2 separate regions of the Homo sapiens genome follow, and region 1 is linked to region 2. A link is a contact called in ENCODE Hi-C or POLR2A ChIA-PET data. All regions are on one chromosome and are shown on one strand. Each heading gives the region's core, a stretch centred on a gene start or an enhancer-like site at or near the end of the contact. The rest is flanking DNA. Distances are from core to core; before and after follow the strand shown.

Evidence for each region. Hi-C counts contacts between places; a loop is a spot of excess contacts on that map. ChIA-PET counts read pairs that join two places held with the same protein, here RNA polymerase II (POLR2A). Pooled maps may share reads with other maps.
Region 1: a loop to region 2 is called in a pooled map, with 2.0 times the contacts of the local background. The contact joins two enhancer-like sites. A Hi-C loop is called at or near these places in 1 of 50 pooled maps. POLR2A ChIA-PET finds 5 or more read pairs at or near these places in 2 of 52 experiments (activated CD4-positive, alpha-beta memory T cell and activated T-cell).

Annotation. Positions count from the first base shown.
Region 1 is chr1:162,624,734-162,628,221 of GRCh38, reverse strand. No RefSeq gene overlaps it. Among named protein-coding and RNA genes, the nearest start is that of DDR2, 6.0 kb to the left of the region's middle. Within about 2 kb of position 1,910, at least 5 of the 41 ENCODE cell types and tissues checked have a DNase peak (open chromatin) inside an H3K27ac peak, as active enhancers do.
Region 2 is chr1:162,304,715-162,307,938 of GRCh38, reverse strand. The region is part of intron 4 of NOS1AP (nitric oxide synthase 1 adaptor protein); the gene reads right to left. Among named protein-coding and RNA genes, the nearest start is that of MIR556, 36 kb to the left of the region's middle. Within about 2 kb of position 1,763, at least 3 of the 41 ENCODE cell types and tissues checked have a DNase peak (open chromatin) inside an H3K27ac peak, as active enhancers do.

The DNA.
Region 1 (3,488 bases), core at 661-3,160, 320 kb before region 2:
TCTTGTAGACAATAGAAACACCTTAGTTTTCTAAAAAGCAAAATAGTCTGAATGTTCAGACAGCTGCATATAGACTTGCTTTTAGTGTCTTCCTGAATTTACCCCACGATTCTCGAATTTTAGTGTCCTTAAGAATTATCCTATGAAGTCATATCCACAGAAGTATGTATACTGTAAGTGATTTAAAGGTCTTTCAAAGATAATTTTAACTCTAAGAGAGTGTTCACTTTATCTTCTGGGTCCTAACCCTGCACACTACTAGGTGCTGTTCTCCTGTTGGACACTTTCATGGAAAGTGATCCAATTACAAACCCCTAGGGGGCAGAGTCACCTTGAACAAGTCATTCACGTTTCTAATTGTAAAATGGGGGACAATATGAACTGAAAATTCACAGGGTTGTGAAGATCAAATAAGATCCAGAAATAATAATTTATTGAGTACAATTAGCAGGAGGGGAGATTCAGGATATATAAAGCAGAACTTTTGACATATAAAACTTCTGACACTGTATACCAGACACTGTTATAAGAATTCCACATTTATTATTTCATTTAACACTCACAAGAATTTTATGGGATGGGTACTATTATTTTCCCAATGGCCATATGAGAAAACCAATGCACAGAGAAGTTAATTTGCCCAAGATCATACCTGCCAGAGCTAGAACACGTGTGTGTATGTGTGACAACAAAATGTGTGTCTGTGTGACAATAATATGCTGTGTGTTTCTGTAGTGTACAGGAAAAATTTCAGAGCAGTTAGGAAATAGTTAATTCTTAGTTTTTCAGAGTTTGAAGTCTTGTTATCCATATGGAAAATCATCGATGTCCTTTTTTTCCCCATCCTTTGCCCTCCTGAAGCCCATCAATGATTATGTTCCTACCCCTTAGCACGTCCACCAGAGAGAGAGATGAGAAATCAAAAAAGGAAAATTCAAATCAGTCCATCTGGTGACTCTCCCACGGATGAACGGAAAAGTTAAGAGAAAGTTAAGGTTAATGGCCAAAATAAGATTCTTATTTGTCTGTTTCTAACAATGCCACATACAATATTTCACAGTTCAAGGAGTGCTTTCACAGACATGACTTCATCTGATCCTCAGACAGCCCCAATATGTACTCAGTGCAGATATTAATATCCTCACTTCAAGGGAAGGAAAATGAAGCTCAGGGACTTGGTAACTTAGTTGAGGTTTTTTGCTGTTAAGTAACAGAATCTGAGTTTGAATCCAGTTCTTGTGATTCTCAGTGCTCCTCCTGCCCATTTGGCATCAATAACAAACCTCAGAGCCTCTAGACTCTTAATTTACACTCAATTCTGGAGCACGAGGTTATCTGGTCTCCCTGCCTGCTTTGCTGTTCTTTCATTTTCTTTTTCATTGTAGAGAAAGAATAGCAATTACTTGCCTCGGCAGAAATTCTAAGATGAGAGGTGAAGAAATAGACACAGAAATCTCAGAATTGTAACTCAGCTTTAGCTTCCTTGAAGAGAGTGAGGCTACAAAAAGTTTTTTAAATGACTTATTTTATATAATGATCAAGGATATAAACCCTTCTCCAGGCTACAGTCCGGCACCCTAAACCATCCCTGTCAGATAAGATAGCAACCTTCTTTTAAGCATCTCCAGAAAACAGGATCTCTCGACAGTCCTCAGTGTTTATCAACACTCAGTGTCAAAAGTTCTGCTTTATGTATCCTGAATCTCCCCACTGCCATTTGAACCCTATCCTTGTCTGTACTCTGTGGAAACAACCCTCGGCTAGCTGAACCATCTCCCAGCACCTCTTGCACCCCTGTGTCCAAGCAGAGTGAACTTGGAGAAGCAGTGTTACTTTTCCATGCTCAGGCCCAGTTTTCAGGAATCATCTTATACTTAATAGTAACCCTTCTTATGAAACTTAAAGACTCTCAGCTGCCTTGCTTCCAGGCTGGAGTCTCTCCAGCATCCATGAGAGAATCAACATAGTCCCCACTGACTGTACTGATCCAAGAAGTTTGGAGGATAAAGCTCTTTTAGTTATTGAGCTTTATTTTTAGTGATTCATTCCTCTTTTCCCATCGATCTCTGGAGGACAGTGGAAGTCTGGGAGGTTAATATCTGTGAGTACTTATTGGTAGGGAGTATCTAAATAATTCTTAAAAATTATTTTACCCACTAAAACATCTCTCTTTAGGGACTCTGTTTGCATAATGTCCTATCGTCCCACTCTTAATGCATAACTCTATCCCAGTATTCTGAGTTACACCATAAACATTACCTCTCTGTTTCTAACACACAACATATTTCAAAGCAGAAAGGAATTTATAGCACCAATGTTATTTTTCCATGTACAATTCCAGTTTGCAATGTCCAGCAGCACTCAAATTGCCTTTCGAGATAAAGACCAGATTCTGATTCTCTGTAATCCTTGTCTGTTTCTGGGAAGGCTCAGATGTTTATCTTATGGATGGAATCTGTGTTCTTTAAGGTCCTCCATGTCCCAGAGAAGAACACAGGTGCATAAACTGTTTTCATTTTAAACATTTAAGAGATTTGAGGTGAATAAAACAAATAGAAAAAATAAATAGGCAAAGCACCCCAAAACCAATCAGGGGTCAGGGGAGTGGTTTGAGGGGGATGGAATCTAGACAAGATCACCCTATGGGATGTCAGTAATCTCTGAGAACACAGATCAAGCCCTGAAATCTTTCATTCTTTGCTTAGCCCATGGGGAGCCCCAGTTTCTTCAACAGAATGAAGATTGGAGGTAGAATTTTTTTCTTTTTCACGAGAAATCTGGAATACACTTGAGAGAACTGGCAGAAGTGAATGGAGAGATGGGTCCTGAGTCTGCATCTCTCTCACTTCCTGCAACCGAGACCCCTGGATCCTCATCTGCAGACTCAGTCTCATCCCTCCCCACCTCCTTAGAATCAATCTAAGCCTGAGATAGGGGGATCTGTTCAGTAGCAGCTAGTCCATTTGGGATTAAAGACCTACATCTCATCTGGACCCCAATTCCAAGTTTCATTGGCATTACTGAGGCCCAGGAGAGTAGGTGTTTGTAGGTCTTCTCAGTCTACAGTGACCTTGGTACTGCTCCCTCCCCTATAGACCTGGCCAGCAGGGAAAAAAGAATGAAGTCAATGTGCAGAAAAAAGCAAAGGCAAGTTAGACTCCTGGCAGTTTTCGAGTTCTCAGTTGCAAGCTCTTCCCAAGGTCGAGATGCTCTTCCTGCTCTTGGATTCCATATGACACTAGTGTCCATATACTGTGTTCCCATTTGCTGCTTAAACTGCATCAAACAGGCTTCTGTGATTTGAAGTCATGCCCTTTTCAGGTCTCTGTACAGGTGCCTTTTCTAGTAAATTAACTAACACTGCTACCAGAATAGAAGATGGGTATTGTTATTCCAATTATGACAGACAAGGAAACCACTCAGAGACGCATGTTGGCATTCCCAGTAACTCTTTGATGTAGGAGTAGAGCCCAGAGCACGGAATCCAC
Region 2 (3,224 bases), core at 514-3,013:
CAACCCTTCTTCCCTTCTCTAGTTAGCCCTGAATAATTTAACTTTGACTTGCTCAAAATCAAAACAGATCAATGTAGAAAGCCAAAGTTGGAATAGACTTCTAATTCTTTTTTTTTTTTTTCTTTTTTGAGACAGAGTCTTGCTCTGTCACCCAGGCAGGAGTGCAGTGGTGCAATCTCAGCTCACTGCAAGCTCTGCCTCCCAGGTTCACGCCACTCTCCTGCCTCAGCCTCCCAAGTAGCTGGGACTACAGGCACCCACCACCACGCCTGGCTATTACAGTGTATTTCTGTATTTTTAGTAGAGGCTGGGTTTCACCCTGTTAGCCAGGAGGGTCTCGATCTCCTGACCTCGTGATCCGCCTGCCTCAGCCTCCCAAAGTGCTGGGATTACAGGCATGAGCCACCGCGTCTGGCCTAGACTTCTAATTCTTAATCATGTCACTATTTGGATGTTAACTGATGCCATTTCTGGAGACTGGCTGGAACTCCTAATGGAGACTCTACCTAACTTGATCATTTAAACTCATAACTGAAGAATTACTTCCATTCTGGCTCCTGAAGACTTCAGGTCAGATTAATTTACTCCCCCTAGTTTTAAAAAGGAGTTTTGTTTGTTAGTCTATTCACTCATTTCAAGGAACATAAACAGCCTAGGGACTAATTTAGTCAAACATGTTAATTCCATCAGTGTCCACCAATAAGACTAGGACAAGGGATGCTAAGGCAGGAAAACTGAAACTCAAAAGCACAGTGACTTCCATAACAGAACAACTACTCCAATACTATTTAGTTTATTTTTTTCTAGGAAGCATGCCCTTGAAGCCAGAAAGAGTAGAATAAGCAGATTAAGAAAGAAAAGGAAATCCAAAATGAATAAAAGAGAAAAAAAACAAAGTCTCTATTTTCCAGGCCTACCACTGTTCTATTCAACAGCCTTATCGGTGACTTGGATGAAACTATTTTTTTTTTTTTTGAGACAAAAGTCTCACTCTGTTGCCCAGGCTGGAGTGCAGCCTCTGCCTCTCAGGTTCTCACTCTGCTGCCCAGGCTTGGCTCACTGCAGCCTCTGCCTCCCAGGTTCAAGCAATTCTCCTGCCTCAGCCTCCTGAGTAGCTGGAATTACAGGCACCCACCACCATGCTCAGCTAATTTTTGTATAATTAGTAGAGATGGAGTTTCACCACTTTGACCAGGATGGTCTTGAACTCCTGACCTCAAGTGATTCGCCCAACTTAGCTGCCCAAAGTGCTGAGATTATAGGTGTGAGCCACCAAGCCGACTGATGAAACTATTCTTATTAAAGCTGCACTTAGCAAAAAACTGGGAGGGAGAGTTAGCCTATTACTAGAACCTGATGTGGTGGTTTTATACCGGGTCAACTCACCTAGGCTAGAACTATGTGTCTGAGCATTCCCTCTCCTATTTTACGGTTGCCCACAAGAATAATTTGTGGGAGATTTGGGAAGTGGGAGTGAAGCAGCAGCTATTATGTGCTGGAGGTCATAATAGCTCCAGCTATTCTGGGAGAGAATGGATGTCAAGGTGCCAGGGAGTTGTTTTGCTTAAGTCTGTCCTCACTTTTCTCTATACCTAGCTTGGCATCAAGCTCTCCTTCATGACTATTAGCCCTGCTGAACAACAGTCAGCTCAGGCCCAGCATCAGAAACTTCACTGCAAACTCAAAGGTGGTTGCCATGAAGAGCCAACAGCCTTCCGGAGACTTCTGCACCTGTCCCCTTTGCAGTTCTAATCTAGCACATGGATGTGGCTGGCTTCCTGCACATTCTGACTCATAACCCACACCAGGGTTGGTTAATAATTGTTCTCTGAGCCTTTCTAGACTTTTTACTTCCCAGCTCCTACTGAAATTGTACAGGTCCAAATCCTATAGCAAATTCCTTATTACAGGACACTCACAGTCATCCTGCTTCCCTGATTGAAATCCTGATTCACAAGGATTCAAAAACTGAAGAATAGTCTCAAATCAATTACATTTAATTGAACATTAATATATGTAAAGTTTTATATTTAGGCTAAAAAACAAAGAAACCTATAGAAATAAAGAATGAGTAAAACCTGAATTAAAAACAATTACTGTTATTATCCCGAGGAGTTTGAACTCCAACTCCACTATGACCTAGGACCAATCACAGTTTGCTAAGCAAATAAATTACACTGGATCTAATTCATACAAAATGAATGTATAACTTCATATTGTGGGGGTAAAAATATGTCTTCCACATTTTACACTGATAAGACAGAATATCTGGGATATTCTATTAAACGCTAATATTTTAAAGAGGAAATACTGTTTTCTGAAATTAAGAAGTCTAGAAAAATACCATAAGAATGGCTTCAGGAACTTGGGTTAACTTAAAAGAGAAAAAGATCTATATATTTGTGGCTCCAGAGATAAGAGCTAGGATAAATGGAAAACAATTATACATTAAAAAAATTTACTTTCGTTTAATGAAGAACACTGTAATAGCGAATCACTTCCTGTGATAAAGAGGTATACTGTAATAAAGGATAAACTGAAAAAAAAAAAATAGGAGGAATTGGTTTAGATGTCCACCATAGTGTTGTTAACCTCTTCAGATTCCATGATGTTAGAGGTGACCGGGGCTAAAAAAAGGGGGTGATGGCAAGTTACTACTTAACGGGCACAGAGTTTCTGTTTGGAGTGATAAAAAAGTTTTGGAAACAGTGGTGATGGGTGCACAGGACTACCAATGTAATTAATGCCACTGATTTGTATGCTTAAAAAATGGTTAAAATGGCAAAATTTATGTTATATATATTTATTTCACCACAATTAAAAAATATATGATTCTGTTATTCTATGTGAATAATGCAAAAGATTTAAATAAAAAATTTGACTTAATAAAAAATTAAAAATTCATTCGTCTAAAATGAACACTTCAGTAAGCCAGCGTTTCATAAAGCCACAAACAATTGTATGTATTCTTCAGCAGAGCTAGTGAATCAAACCAGAGTGGTCCCTTCAGGGCAGAAAAATAACTGTACCCATGAAAAGCTCATTTGTAAATGTTACCATATTATCATAATAAATAACCTTGTTCATGATAAAATGGACCATATATATTTTAGAAAAAAGTCCTCATACACACACACACACACACACACACACACACAGATATAAAAATTCACATGTACACAGACCAAAACATCACAATTTAATACATGAAAAAAAGTACCCAG